Linked DNA regions of Homo sapiens: region 2 is linked to region 1. A link is an interaction called in ENCODE POLR2A ChIA-PET data of the cell type or tissue named here. Cell type or tissue: PC-3. All regions are shown on one strand. Each heading gives the region's core, and the rest is flanking DNA. Links, peaks and the distances in the headings are about the cores only.

What was found. ChIA-PET counts read pairs that join two places held together with the same protein. Peaks named below come from ENCODE experiments on the same cell type or tissue, not always from the same donor. Only the 100,000 strongest peaks of a DNase experiment are listed, where the experiment ranks them.
Region 2: POLR2A ChIA-PET joins it to region 1 with 6 read pairs; 3 of 35 experiments call an interaction of 5 or more read pairs at or near these places.

The regions. Positions count from the first base shown.
Region 1 is chr1:219,140,250-219,147,905 of GRCh38, reverse strand. All of the region lies in intron 3 of LYPLAL1-DT (LYPLAL1 divergent transcript), which reads left to right. Among named protein-coding and RNA genes, the nearest start is that of LYPLAL1-DT, 30 kb to the left of the region's middle. In PC-3, for the core only: no CTCF peak of the experiment used is centred there; a DNase peak (open chromatin) is centred at 3,955.
Region 2 is chr1:219,389,480-219,397,135 of GRCh38, reverse strand. It overlaps a transcript of LYPLAL1 not described here. Among named protein-coding and RNA genes, the nearest start is that of LYPLAL1-AS1, 160 kb to the left of the region's middle. In PC-3, for the core only: no CTCF peak of the experiment used is centred there; no DNase peak of the experiment used is centred there.

The sequences.
Region 1 (7,656 bases), core at 1,884-5,883:
TTCCTTCTTACCTCATCTTTCTTGGAAACTGCAACATGTTAGGCTGACAATATCTTTCAGCCAATGGCATTTGATAGAGGCAACTCCCTGGATCTGAGCCTTTTTTGGGGCTGTGGTAATTTAGGATCCCTGCTTAAAATGGACCCCTTCCCTGACAGAGAACTAAGGCATGGGTGAGGCTGCTGCAAAGAGCCAGGCAAGCAGGACCCAGCCAAACTGTGCGGGTGACATTGCCACCCCAGTGTGTCTGGAAGGCAGAACATTTAGCCAAAGAGGATTGTTCTTGAGGTTTAAGGTTTCATGGAGCTTGGCTTGCTAGGTTTTGGACTTGCTTGAGATCTGTCACTCTTTTTTCTTCTTTCTTATTTTTCTCTTTGGAAATCGGAATGTCTACCCAATGCCTGTCACACAATTGCATTTGGAAAGCAAATAACCAGCACAGCTGGAGAGGAATTTCGCCTTAGGATGAATTGTACCTTGAGTTTCACCCCTATCTAATTTAGATGATATTTAGATGCTAATTTGGACTTTAGACTAGAGTTGATGCTGAAATGAGTTAAGATCTTTGGGGCTCTTGGAATGGAATAAATGTATATTGCATGTAAGAAGGATATGAATTTTGGAGGGCTAAGGTGGAATACAGTGGATTGAATGTTTGTGCCCCCATCACAAAGTTAATATGTTGAAATCCTAACCCCCATTGTAATGGTATTAAGAGGTAGGCTCTTTGAGAGGTACTCAGGTCATTAGGGTGGAACACTTATTAATATTAATGTCCTTTATAAAAGGGACCCCAGAGACCTTTTTCTCTCTCTTCCTGCCATGTAAGAACATAGCAAGAACAAGCTGTCTATGAACCAGGAAGCAGGCCTTCACCAGACACCAAATCTTCCAGTGCCTTGATCTTAGACTTTCTGAGCCTTTAGAACTATGAAAAATAAATTTATGTTGTTTATGAGACACTCAGTTTACAGTATTTTGTTATACCAATCCAAGCTAACTAAGACACTGCCATTAGTTGGCATCTAGGCAGTTATGGTCCTTGAAATATATGTTCTGATTGAGTCCAGTCCTATTGGAGAGATGATTATGTCATGGAAACCTCATTGTTGGAGCTGTTAACTTGAAGTGTAAGGGTGGTAGGAGGGTAGAAAGCAACTGCAGTACTATGAGCAGCTCTGATGAGTGGAGGATCGGAGCCTTGGAGCTCCCAGTCTGTGGAGAAATCAGACAGTGTGTTTATTATTATTATTATCAGTATGTGGGCAACTATAAAGTAGATCATTTGGTGCCCCTGTGGAGGTGTTTAGAGGCATTTGTGGCGAATTATCTGTGTATCAGGAACTGAGGGCTCTCTAAAGACCGTGACTAACTCAGATTCTGGCTTGTCTGGCATCAGTACCTGAGATCTCATCAGTGAGTGTAAGTACAGGAGCTGAATCTTCAAAGAGCTTTGGTTCTTAATGGGGATAGGAGGCTGGGAAGTAGTGGAAACAATAGCAGGAACTAAATGAAGACACCAGAGTCACAAGAATGGCTTCAAAATTAAGGTACAGTTTTATTCCAGGAAAAATGCAAGGAATTCAAATAAGAGTGAAGTAGGGGTAGAATATTGGGGTAGTAGTGAGAAGTAGAAATGAAATTTGGTGAACCTCAAAATCAATTGTCTAATTTAGTTAACTTGGGACACAGATTATGCACCAAGAGATTAAAGATTAACTTTTTCTTAGAGGCAATTCCAAAGCAGCTCAAGAAACCTATTTCATTGAGAATATGATTCAGCATTTCAAAAATTTTAAAAAAGACTTCAATGATTTTAAGTATGAGAGAAACTGATAGAACTAAAAATTTTTCATAGCCTAATCTGTCTTAATATATGGCCATTTCATCATATTATTTTCTATATTTGTCTATATTTTGTTTTTTTCTTTCTTTCTTTCTTTTTTTTTTTTTTTGAGACAGAGTCTCACTCTGTAGCCCAGGAGGGAGTACAGTGGCATGATCTCAGCTCACTGCAGATTCAGCCTCTGGAGTCAGGTAATCCTTCCACCTCAGCCTCCTGAGTAGCTGGGACTACAGGTGACGTGCCTGGCTAATTTTTTGGTTTGTTTGTTTTGTTTTGTTTTTGTAGAGATGGGGTTTTGCCATGCTGCTCAGGCTGGTCTTGAACTCCTGGGTTCAAGTGGTCTGTCTGCCTCAGCCTCCCAAAGTGCTGGGATTACTGATTGAGCCACTGCACCTGGCTGGATTCTTATAAAATAAAGATTCCAGGAAAAAAATAGACCAGATTGTGGTATTTCAAAAATCGCTCAAATAATTTAAAAACCGAGATTGCAAAAACAGACATGTTAATGGTAATAAAGAGAGCTCTGTTATTAGGAAGATAGAGTATCTTGAAGACTTATTCTACAGATAGAATGTAAAAGAGAAAAAATAGTTTTTTGGAGTAGTATCTATATAGTTTAGATTGACCAATCAATTACATGAAACATTTCATCTATTTTGCTTTTTGGTAGAATCACAATACTTGGAATTTGAAATGATGAGGCAGTCACTTTAGCTATCCTAATGAAATTTAATCTACTTTCAGCACACCAATCAATTGCTTAGTTATTATCTCTTAAAGTTAATATGGAAGTCTACTTCACTTGAGGGGAATATATTTTTGGCTTCAGATTAAGGAGGATGAATTTAGCAAATGAATATTTACTTCCTCTGCAGTGAAGTGAAAATAAATTAATGAGAGTTAGTGACTGTACATACTTCTGCTTCGTGTTGTCAGCAGCATTTATTTGTCATCACTCTCTTCCTCAAATGCATGATCTCTCACACCTCTCTGCAAGAATGTCCTTTTCCACCTTACCATCTCAGCAAATTCTTAACTTTCATATAAGAAGTTCCTAACCTTCCCTCCAACTGCTCAGAATTAAGTACATCCTGCCCTGTTCTCAATATGTGTTTTTTATACTTTTAACAATAATTTCAAAAGTATACATCTACCTCCCTGTTTTTGTGATGGTTGCATAACACAGTGGTAAAAAGCCCATGCATGGGCACTAGAAAACTTAGACTCAGATAAAAGGAACTGGCTCTGAGATCTTGGGCAAGTTCCTCAAATCTTGAGGTCTTTGTATTCTCACCTTACATAATGAGGACGATAATTTAATTTACCTTACAGGCTTTTTTAAAGGAATAAATGAGTTAATATATGTAAAGGACCCACTTATATTAATATATGTAAATGAGTTAATATCTGTAAAGAAGATTTGTATTTTCTCATCTATCTATAGATTTACATATATATAATTCTATAGTCTATGTTTATCAAAAAATGTATTGGTATAAATATTGCTGAAAAATCTTAAGTTGTATACTCGTATTTCTCCATGCTGTATTTATATAGCACAACGAGGGCACTTGACAAAACACAGTTAATATTATAGAAAGTTAATTCTAATAGTAAAAGTTAAAAAAATACTTTAAAGCTATCCACATTAAAAAAATTAACCAGAAGACTGCCAGATCTTCAATACATACTGCTTGCCCTCCTCTGAATTTAAATTCTCAACCTTACTTTAGAAAAATAACGTTTACCTCTGTTTTGAATTTTTACTAATCCAACCAGGCAGAAGAGACCTAAATAAGCTTACATCTTAACTAATTTTTTCTTCATTTCTTCTAAAACATGTGGAATATGTTTGCTTTAGTGTTTAAAAGTGTTGTTTTATTGATCTTTTTATATGATCCCTTTACAGCAAGAGATTTTGATGTAGTCAAATAGTGTGCTATAGATTGTGTAATAATAATGATATGTTATTAAGACCTGGTGTATATTTTCCCTTATCATTTGCCTGCCTTTCCATTGATGTTTTAATTTCTATCATCCTACTCTCAAGCCTTTTCCCAGTTATTCCAGGAAGTGGGTTCCCAGTGCTAGCCAGCTGCCTTTCTCTTGGCATTGCTTCTTCAGGAAGTAACAATCACTGGGTCTATTACTCATGTCAATTCTTCTTCCCATCTTCAAATTCTGATTTTGATAGAAGAACAGCTTTTTCATTTGCTCCTTTATTCTGATAATATATTTCAAGAGCCTATTTTTTCAGCTAAAATACTTTTCCTGTGGTTTGGCACTCATTTCTTTCACCCATCGCTAAAGCTAAAATCCCTTATCTTGCTTCTAGTTATTTTTACATATGGCACCTCCAAGTTCACATTACTAGATTTCTTTATATTTTTTGAGGATTTCTGCATATAAAAGTTTTATGTCTCTTTCCCACTTTAGTGTAGTGGCCTATAATTTCCTTGTTCTAGTTGGTTTTAACTTGAAACATTTTCAATTGCTGAATCTTGAGCCCTTTCTTAAATCTATTTCATCTTCCTACAGTAGGCTTCCCAGAAGCCCTCAGAAAACCAAATTAAAATGCTTTTTTCTTTCTTTCAAAGTCAGTCCTCTAATTATTCCTATCATATTCTGAGCTGGATTCATACTGAACTCGTATCTGGTCATCTTATGTATAGTTTCCTAAAAGTTGGATAAAATATATTTATGTTTCCTGCCCTTTTCATTGTGGTTTGTTGGCCTCAAAAACTCTTTACGTAATGTAAGATTGGGCTTCTGAAACCCAAAAATCTTGCATCTTCTCAATCTAGCTGTCACCAATGGCTCTCTCAATCTTTTTTAATTAAACAAAAAGATATGGGCTTATCTCTTACTTCAGAGATATTTTTAAATAAAAGAAAATGCAATCAGATGCAGAAAGAAAATACTATCTTCCTATGAGGCAGTTGGGAGGGCAATGAGCACAGAGCAATTTCCCAGTAATATGGGGCCTCTGATGTAGGCTAAGAAAGCGTGGAAAGCCACGCAGGAATATAATTAAAGAACTTAAAAATCCAGAATAGATTCTCGTACTTCACTAAGAAGATCTCCACCATCAACAAACAAAGCAACAAAAACAATAACAAAAACCACTGTTTCTTTAAGAAAGTCCTCATCCTGGTTCTGCATTAGTCATGGAAGTTACTATATTATTACAGTACTTTTACTGCTAAAAAAAAATTCCCATGTCAAATTCTTCTGCTCTCCTTCTCTCTCTCCTCTACTGCAATTTTAATGTCTATTTCATATAAGCACACTTTACATATTATTTCATTTAATCTTCACAACAATTTACAAATTAGACATTAGTACCTCATTTGCCAGATTCTCAAAACTTCTCAAACTGATTCAGCTAGAAACTTATTTGGGACAAATACTAACACATATATATTACATATACCCTCTATCCCCTTTCCTGCCCCAATGCATTTTTTTTTAAGTGTAGAATTCCATAAAAAAGTCAGAGACATGGAAACTCAAACTGGTAAGCCACGGAAGTATTGGCTATAGTTTAGTATTAAAGGGCTTTCCTGATGACCAGAGATTTGGGACTCCAGGAAGTTTCTTTTTGTAGGCCTATATGAACAAAAACACCTGAGTTACCATAAAGAAAGGATATAAAATATTGTGAGGGGCACCATGCCAATGATTCCTAAGTAAGATAGGAGGAACTGCAGACCAGAGATTCTATTTTAACTATCATTGTATCCTCCCACTAAGCACATTAGCTGATGCTACCCAATAGGTACGTAGTAAAAGTTGAATTAATTAATAATGAGTGTATAAAACAAGGTGAATCAAAGAAAAAAGAATTGATGATTGTTATGGAATCAGACAGAGACACTGAGAACATCAACATCTGATCTAGTATCTGACACATATTAGTGGTAGCAATTGAGATTGAATACATGCATGAGCTTTGGTTAAGTCTGCTTTTAGGTAGACACCTGAATTTACATCTGCCCATCAACCAGTGATGGCTTTTTTTAGCCACCTGAATGGTATTCAGCAATTTACACCTGTGCTTTTTGTTCTTCAGATGCTTCCACAGCCTTTGAGAACTGAAGGAATGGGTAATCACAGGGGAGGCAGGGACTCCATGGCATTATCCACGCTGGTCCTGAGTCTGTTGTCACAGCTCCATAGAATTCATTTGTGACCCCAGGCCCTGGGAAGAGAGGAAATCTTCAAGCTCCCTTCATGCAGTAGAGAATCACTATTCTAGGACTAAATAAAAACCAGCAGAGAAAACCCCCCCAATAATTTGCCAAGACCAGAGGTATGCACATCGCTGTAGCAGGGTCTGCTGAGAAGTAGAGGGACATAGCAGTTATGATCACAGGCTCTGCAGCCAGGCTACCAGATGCTAATAGTGTGACCAATATTAGCATCCAGTGCACAGTGCTTAAATAAGGATCAAATGAGCCAATGTATACAAATTGGCTAAAACAGCGACTGACACTTATTAAGCTCTGATTCCATTAGCTGTTAGTAGTAGTAAGGCAACTATTTGTAAAACAGAGAAAAGGAAACCAATGTGATTGGGGTATACGAGGGATGTGAGATAGGAATTAGAAGTGTGTACATAGAAAAGAGGCAGTAGTAGGAGAGAATGGAATGTAGCCAGATGTGTGGAGACATTATTGTTCCTGATGCTGTCTATATTGCCCTGTTGGCTTGCCTTTGTATTAATTCCAAGCAGGGCCAGGTTGGGGAGTCCATGGTTTATACTGGAAGAGGGGAGGAAGATAAATGTCAAGAATAGGGAGAAGGGCAGTTACTCAGAATTTCTGCTTGGTTCTGGCTTTCTAAATAGACCTACTCAGCTGTTGGGTAGGAAAATAGCTGGTAGGTTTCCAGATGTGTGTCAGGAAAAGGAGGAAAAAAAGTAATGACCTAGCAACCTGACATTAGGATCATGACAGGGACATGAACTATGATAAAAAAGCTGAAAGAGCTCACAAAATGATAATAAACAGCCCAGCACTCTTTCTCCTCAACCCTCAACTCCAACCACATTTCTGGCCAAATAAGTTGTTAAGAGAAGATGCTGATAATTCAAACACAGAAAATTCCATGGCTACTTTAATTCTGTTAGAATTTTATAAAGCCACTTTCATACAATTAAACTGAACTCTATGTACCCAGTGCAAACAAGGGAGAAATTTTACAATTACCTGGTTTGCTTGATCGATTCAGACAGCCAAACTGGGTTAGTCATTTTGGTATGATTACTTGATCCAAAAAAATCCACTTGGAGGCTTGAATTATCTAGTTTAGCTGTCTAAATTGATCAGATTAATCAAATTTTAATGAAGTTTTGGGTTGAATTTCATCCAGGTCTTTTATTCAATCATTGTCTGCATCTCTAGCTGAAAATAGCAGTACAATCAAAGGGAGTTAAAGCAATCTGAGATAATTTAGTAATACTATAAAGCACTTTATCTTTATTCACTTATTACCAAAAAAATGGCAGTGATTATATCTGAAATATACCCATATGGTCTGTTCCCTAGATCACCAAGCTAATCAAATCAGTGTAGTCAGAAATCTGTTTTCCTTGAACAGCCGTATTCTTGCATGCCCTTGATCAAGCTTTTGCTGCTGAGACTAAGAGCATCACAGAACAGCAGCTGTGGCAATTGCTGTGACACTTAAAATATTTTCCATGCTTTTCTTTTTCTCCCACAATCCCTTCCTTCTTTGCTGTATCCTCCATATATTCCTTTTCTCTGTTTTTTTTTCTTTGTTTCTCTTTTTAATTTTCCTTTTTATTC
Region 2 (7,656 bases), core at 2,430-6,429, 250 kb before region 1:
ATTCAACACTTCTTCATGTTAAAAACTCTCAATAAACTAGGTATTGAAGAAACACACCTCAAAATAATAACAGCCATCTATGACAAATCCATAGCCAACATCATACTAAATGGGCAAAACCTGGAAGCACTCCCTTTGAAAACAGGCACAAGACAAGGATGCCCTCTCTCACCACTCCTACTCAACATAGTATTGGAAGTCCTAGCCAGAGCAATCAGCAAGAGAAAGAAATAAAGGCATCCAAGTAGGAAGAGAGGAAGTCAAACTATCCCTGTTTACAAATGACATGATTCCATATCTACATGTCCAAATTCCACAGTCTCGGCCCAAAAGCTCCTCCAGATGATAAACAACTTTATCCAAATCAGTGCACAAAAATCACTAGGATTCCTAAACACCAACAAGTCAAGGGGGGAGCAAAATCAGAACACAATTTCATTCAAAATTGCCACACATACTTAAGTAAAATACCTAGGAATACAGTTAACCAGGGAGATGAAAGATCTCTACAAGGAGAACTACAAAACACTGCTCAAAATAAAAAGAAAATCAGAAAAGACACTAACAAACGGAAAAATATTCTATGACCACAGATAGGAAGAATTAGTATTGTTAAAATGGCCATACTGCCCAGAGCAATTTATGGATTCAATACCAATGACATTCTTCATAGAACTAGAAAAACCTGTTTTAAAATTCATATGGAACCAAAAGAGAACCTGAATAGTGAAAGCAATCCTAAACCAAAAGAACAAAACTGGAGGCATCACATTATGCAATTTCAAACTATACTACAAGACTACAGTAATCAAACCAGCATGATACTGGTACAAAAAGAGGTACATAGACCAATGGAACAGAATAGAGAGCCCAGAAATAAGGCCACACATCTACAACTGTCTTATCTTCGACAAAGAAGACAAAAAACATCAATGGGGGAAAAAGACACCTTATTCAATAAATGATGCTGGGATAACTGACTAGCCATATGCAGAAGATTGAAATTGGACTCCTTCTTTTTTTTTTTTTTTTTGAGATGGAGTCTTGCTCTGTCACCCAGGCTAGAGTACAGTGGTGCAATCTCGGCTCACTGCAAGCTCTACCTCCCAGGTTCACGCCATTCTTCTGCCTCAGCCTCCCAAGTAGCTGGGACTACAGGTGCCCGCCACCATGCCCGGCTAATTTTTTGTATTTTTAGTAGAGACGGGGTTCCACTGTGTTAGCCAGGATGGTCTCGATCTCCTGAGCTCGTGATCCGCCTGCCTCGGCCTCCCAAAGTGCTGGGATTACAGGTGTGAGCCACCGCATCCAGCCAAAACTGGACCCCTTCCTTACACCATATGTAAAAATCAACTCAAGATGGATCAAGGACTTAAATGTAAAACCCAAAATTATAAAAATCCTGGAAGACCACCTAGGCAATACCATCTTGGATGTAGGAACAGCTAAAGATTTCATGACAAAGACTCCAAAAGCAATTGCAACAAAAGCAAAAATCGACAAATAGGACCAAATTAAACTTAAGAGCTTCTACACAGTAAAAGAAACCATCAACATCTTAAACAGACAACCTACAGAATGAGAGGAAATTTTTGCCAACTATACATTTGACAGAGGTCTAATATCCAGCATTTATAAGGAACTTAAATATACAAGAGAAAAACAACCCCACTAAAAAGTGGGCAAAGGACATAAACACACTTTCCAAAAGAAGACATACATGTAGCCAACAAGCATATGAGAAAAAAAACACAATATCACTGATCATTAGAGAAATGCAAATCAAAACCACAATAAGATACCCTCTCACACCAGTCAGAATGGCTATTTGAAAAAAGTAAAAACATAACAGGTCCTGACAAGGTTGCCTAGAAAAAGAAATGCTTATAGACTGTTAGTGAGAGTGTAAAATAGTTCAACCATTATGGAAAACAATTTGGCGATTTCTCAAAGACCTAAAAACAAAACTACCATTTGACCCAGCAATCCCATTACTGGGTATATACCCAAAGGACTATAAGTGGCTATCTCATAAAGACACATGCACACATATGTTCACTGCAGCACTATTCACAGTAGCAAAGACATTAAATCAGTTTATATGACCCTCAGTGGTAGAGTAGATGAAGAAAATATGGTACGTATACAACATGAAGTGCAGCCATAAAAAGAATGAGATCATGCCTTTGCAGAAACATGAATGAGCTAGAGGCCATTATCCTTAGCAAACTAATGCGGGAACAGAAAGTCGAATACCACATGTTCTCACTTATAAGTGGAAGCTAAATGATTAGAACACATGAACACATAATGGGGAACAACAGACACTGAGGCCTATTGAAGGGTGGAGGGTGGGAAGAGGGAGAGTATCAGGAAAAATAACTGATGAGTACTAGGCTTAATGCCTGGGTGATGAAATAATCTATATAACAAACCCCTGTGACATACATTACCTATATAACAAACCTGCACATATACCCCTGGACTTAAAATAAAAGCTAAAAGAAAGAAACATTATACTAAATGAAATAAACCAGTCACAAAAGGAAAAATATTGTATGATGTCACATGTATGTGGTACCCAGTGTAATTAATTCACAGAGACAGAAAGTAGAATGGTAGCTGCCAGGGGTTAGGAGAAGGGGTGATGGGGAGTTCTGGTTTAATGGGTACACAAGTTCCATTTGGAAGATGAAAGAATTTTGTGAGTGGATGATGGTGATAGCGGCATAACCATGTGAATCTCTTTAATGCCACTGAACTGTACACTTAATAAAGTATTATGTATCTACAAAAATAAAAGGCTGGTACTCTTTAAAAAGTTAAGATTTTTTGTGATGCCACTATGTAATTGTACAAATATTTGAATTCATAACATTTTGAATTCATAAGATTTCAACAAAGGCTTAAAAAACACCTTTAAATAACTTTTATCTAGACAAAATTATTCCTTCTTTTAACAAAAACATATCCTCATATCTCATGTTACTTTTACACTTGTATTCAGAATTGCTTATCTTATATCTAGTAGTTTTAATTAAATATATTAATTGTAATTTTAACTCTTTGTAACCATAAATTTTCATGAGAAATGTAGGAAGTAAGCAATTTTAATTAATACATATATACAAATAAGCAATTTTAATTAATACATATATACAAAAACATAAAAACATTTTATAATTTTTAGAAACACAAGTTTTTTTCTAGTAGAACATATTTTTCATGTGAATCAGTATTTACTAGCAAACCCAAATATCTTTAGTCTTTTTATAAATTTTAAAAAGCCAAAAGTGACAAACTTGAACCTATGTTTAGTGATCAATGTTTCAGTATTTTATCTTACTTAGAAGCAACTTGGACATGTCATGATTGTCTATTGCCCGATTTAACATAATATGACTTATGATTTTAAATTACTGAAAAACAGTTTTGAAATGACATTTATTTGTAAGCAACTATCTCATTTCCATTTACCCAGTTTACTCATTATTAACAGTTATATTTGAGTTGCTCATGGAAAACAAAGTTAGCCACTTAAGTTATTTATTTATTTATTTTTGAGAAAGCAAAGCCAGGCTAACCCTGCATCAGCCAGTCTTGTCTTAACCAAGGCATTTGGAATACTGGACACAGGTATCCTCCCCAGTGTCTTCCTACCCCCAAAGTCACCCTGGGTGTCATGTGCCTATGTGGCATCCAGGGTGGCTATGAAGGGCAGGGCATATCTGGATCCTGTGTTTACATATGAGGTACAGAGCCCAGGACAGAGGACAGAACTATGAAGATAATGCCTGGAGGATCTGACCTCTTCCAGTATGACCAGCAGATAGAGCTGGGCCAAAGACAAGGCCATTTTGGGCTTGAATCTGCCTTGCACCTGGTGGCCCAGGTACTATGGACATTGATATGTCCCCAGGCCTCTTCATGGCCATCTGTTCAGACTCCAGAATCCAGAGGCTCAAAACCAAAGACATAATCCCGCCATAAGATATGTGCAAGGCTTTAGGGGAGCCCAGTAACCAACCCTTACAGCTTTAGCTCAGAAAAATTAAGCAAGTATCAAAAATATCACAGAAGCAACAGTTTTATGACCTTAAAATATCTAGCAGAGAAAGTATAAATCTGTCTGACCAATAGACCCAAGCAAAAATACCTAAATTAAATTCTGAGGACATTCTTATTTTATTTTTCCAACAATTTAAAAACTAGCTTTATTTTTCAAAGATTATCTTAGATTATATAAAAGGTATCTGAGTTAGTTTTATTTTATTTATATAGATATTTTATCTCCAAGAAAGATCTTGGGAATATTGTTTATTATCAGAGATCAATTTTATGGAGGCTGTGGGCTCAATTTTAGCTCTGAATGTTTCCAAAGTTCATCTGGGTAAATAAAATATCTATTTCTGTTAAAACTTGATTTTATAAGGAAATACATGGATGAGGATAGAAGAAAATTAAGAAGTCTGTTTAAAATAACCAGCTGAATATCATAAAGCCTTATTTTGGAGATTAATTTTATTTAGGTGACTTTTAACATCTGTTTCTTAACTGTATTGCTGAGCTCAAGGTGGGGCTCCCATAGCTTCCAAGTACGCATACGACACCTATCAAGAGTCAGGTCATGTTTACAGCTCCAAGATTCCCTTGCCCATCATAGCTAATGACTTTTCTTACACCAAATTGCCACTTACTGTCAGTTTCTGTTAGACTCAAGCAGAAATCTGAGACTTAAAATTTTAAATATACAAACAAATGAGGAGGATGGAAGGCTGGATTTTGCCTACTGTAGTAATAACCTTTCATTGCAACCACTGTCATTTACTTTAAAATTACAGCTCTTGCCAGTGACTCATTAGTTCCTGCACATCGAGGATCAAGTGTTGGCTCACAGTATAAAGTGACTCTTGGTATCCCCAAAAGACAAAGCGATCAGGGATCTCAATGTAAAAGACAGCAGCACCTCTGACCTGAGAGGAACCTACTCACGACTCTTGGGGCTCCCTGAGGAAGACAGATGACCCCAAACAGGGGAGTCTGAGATGCTTTTTTTGTGTTTCTCAAGGGGTTTCAGTGCTGCTAGAAGGCCTCCCTAGGTACCTTTATGGGATAGCCAGAACACTGATGCTTTGTCTTAGTAATTTTATATCCAGTGACCACCAAATGAAGGAGGTAGAGGCTTGAATGGGGAACATATCAATGATTAAAGAGAACTGGATGGACAATCAAATGTGTCAAAAGGAAAGAGGTGCAGAAGTTAATAAAAGTGCAAGTCTTAGAGAAGCCAGTTTGGGGAGATCTTAAACTTCCCAAAATGCCAGTGAAGTTCTAGTTGGTAGGGGTTTGAGAAAAAAGAGTTCAATAGACTGAGGAGTTCCCAAGAGTAGAAACAAAATTCAACAGAAAGAAATAGAGTGGCTTTAAAAATATATAGCTTGAATATCAGTTCCTATTGTGCTGACTTTTTATCACAGAACTCTTAAAAAAATCTTCTCAAATCTCTCATTATCAGATTTCAGTGAGACAAAGAGAAAATAGTCCTGGCTTAATTTTTTTTTTTCAAGCTAAATGTATCTACCAATTGACTCAGAACCAAAACCAATAAGCCTCCTTTGGTTAACCAAAAATGCATGAGATGTCTCCAAAGAGGTGTGAAGACACAATCTTCTCAGAATCAAACAGCCTCCAAAGACAACTAAAAGCAAGGAAGATTTAGACAATGTCTTGAGAGATGGCAACAGTCTGTATTTTAACTTTTTATGATGGTCCCCCACAACCTTTTGCTTGGCTGTCTGCATATGCAGGCTTGACAATCTGCATGCCTGTGACAGGTGGCAAGCTGAGCCAAGTTCTCAGGTCACAAAATGAGACAAACAGGAAAACGATAGCAGTCCATGGAGGAGAAAGGATCAATAGCAAATGGGTACCCACAAATGTACACAAGAGTCACAATCCAAGCAAATAATATGCTTTTGCCAAACTGAATTTGGAAAGGAAGAAATAAAGACAAATTTTTACCTTTTATTCTTGACCAGGCACTGCAGGTAGAGGGCTGAGAAAACTGACTTCGGTAAAAGATTTTAACCTTTTGTTGTTGGCTTTTTGTCAGTTGTCCCAAGACTTTATTTGTAGGCTCTGGAATGCATCAGGTGTTTCAGTCATCCCATTCTTGTTACAAGAACTGTAGAGATTGAAAAGGGGTGATACATTTTCTCCCCATTATAAAATGAGGTGCAGAAGTTAATATAAGTGCAAGTCTTAGGCCAGTTTGGGGAGATCTTAAACTTCTCAAAATGCCAATGAAGTTGCCACCCCTATAACAAAAGACAGCTAAAAAGATAAAAAGGTAACAAATTTATTAAGGTGCATAATGCATGCAAGTCATATAAATAAATATGAAAAACTCAAGAAAAGGGCCAGATGGTTAATGCTTAAATGCCCTCTTCATTGGGAAGGGGAAATATGCAGAGATGTAAATAAATGAGCAAAAAGACCTAACAGGTTTGTAAATGATTCTCTTGATGCTGAACGGGATCAAAGGACAAACAATAGCTTGTGGACAAATTATGGAAAGGGCAAGAATAGAACTGCATTGTCGGCAAAGGTCGTCATATTATGCAGATACAATTCCCTAGCTAATCTTATGGAACTGCCCTCAGAAGAATAGATGGAAAATCTGTCTGGTTGTGATGATGACTCCCAGTCCCTTCTCTTCTCTGGTAGTTAATCTTCCTTGGTTATTTAATGAGATTTTTAGAGAGGGGATTTTAAGACAATTGCATTTCTTTTAGAAGAAGTTTTCTCTGTCTGATAAAGGAACTTCCAGAGAGAGCCCCTCCTGGTGCTCTGGAAAAGAAAAAGGATCAGAGAGATAGGAAGGCAGGGAGAGACTTTGAGGCTGCTTGTTTAGTATAGCATGTCAAAGCGCCATATTTGGAGGCTTCATTTTCTGAGCCTCAACCCCACTTCTGTCATTTACACAGTGTAGTCAGTATTTTCCTGTTTAGCTTCCAGGCTTATGGGAGACAAAATGAAGCCTAGAGACTACAAAGCATTTTGTGACACATAGAACAAGAACCAAATGTAAAAATTGTCCAATCCAATACTAATTTACTGATGAGAAAGTGGCAATTCGGGAGCATTAAGTGAATGAACTAAAATCAAATGATAAACAAGTATACAGATATTGAGGTCTTCTAATTTCTAGTTCAATAATTTTCAATCTATGCAAATCTGGCTTTCTACAGTGGAAAATATTGCTATTAATTTTATTGCAAATATTGCCTTTATCATCCATTCTTGATAATTATATATTAGGTTGGCACAAAAGTAATTGCGATTTTTGCCACTAAAAGTAATGGCAAAAACCGAAATTACTTTCACGCCAACCTAATATAACTGACTCAGAGAGACTATGGATGGCAAACATCAGTTATACATGGTAGATTACAGTTCTTCATTGGTATTAATCTAGCTAATGATGAAGTTCAGGACATGACAACCCAAAACATTCTGCTTTAGCATAAGGGTTATTCTGAGCCGATTACTTTGGCAAATAGCCAGCCCAGGAAAATCTCTGAAGACAAGAGTAAAATTTTCCCCTTTTAAGGGGCAATTTACATTTATAAAGGCAATCTTCATTTGTAAGGGTGT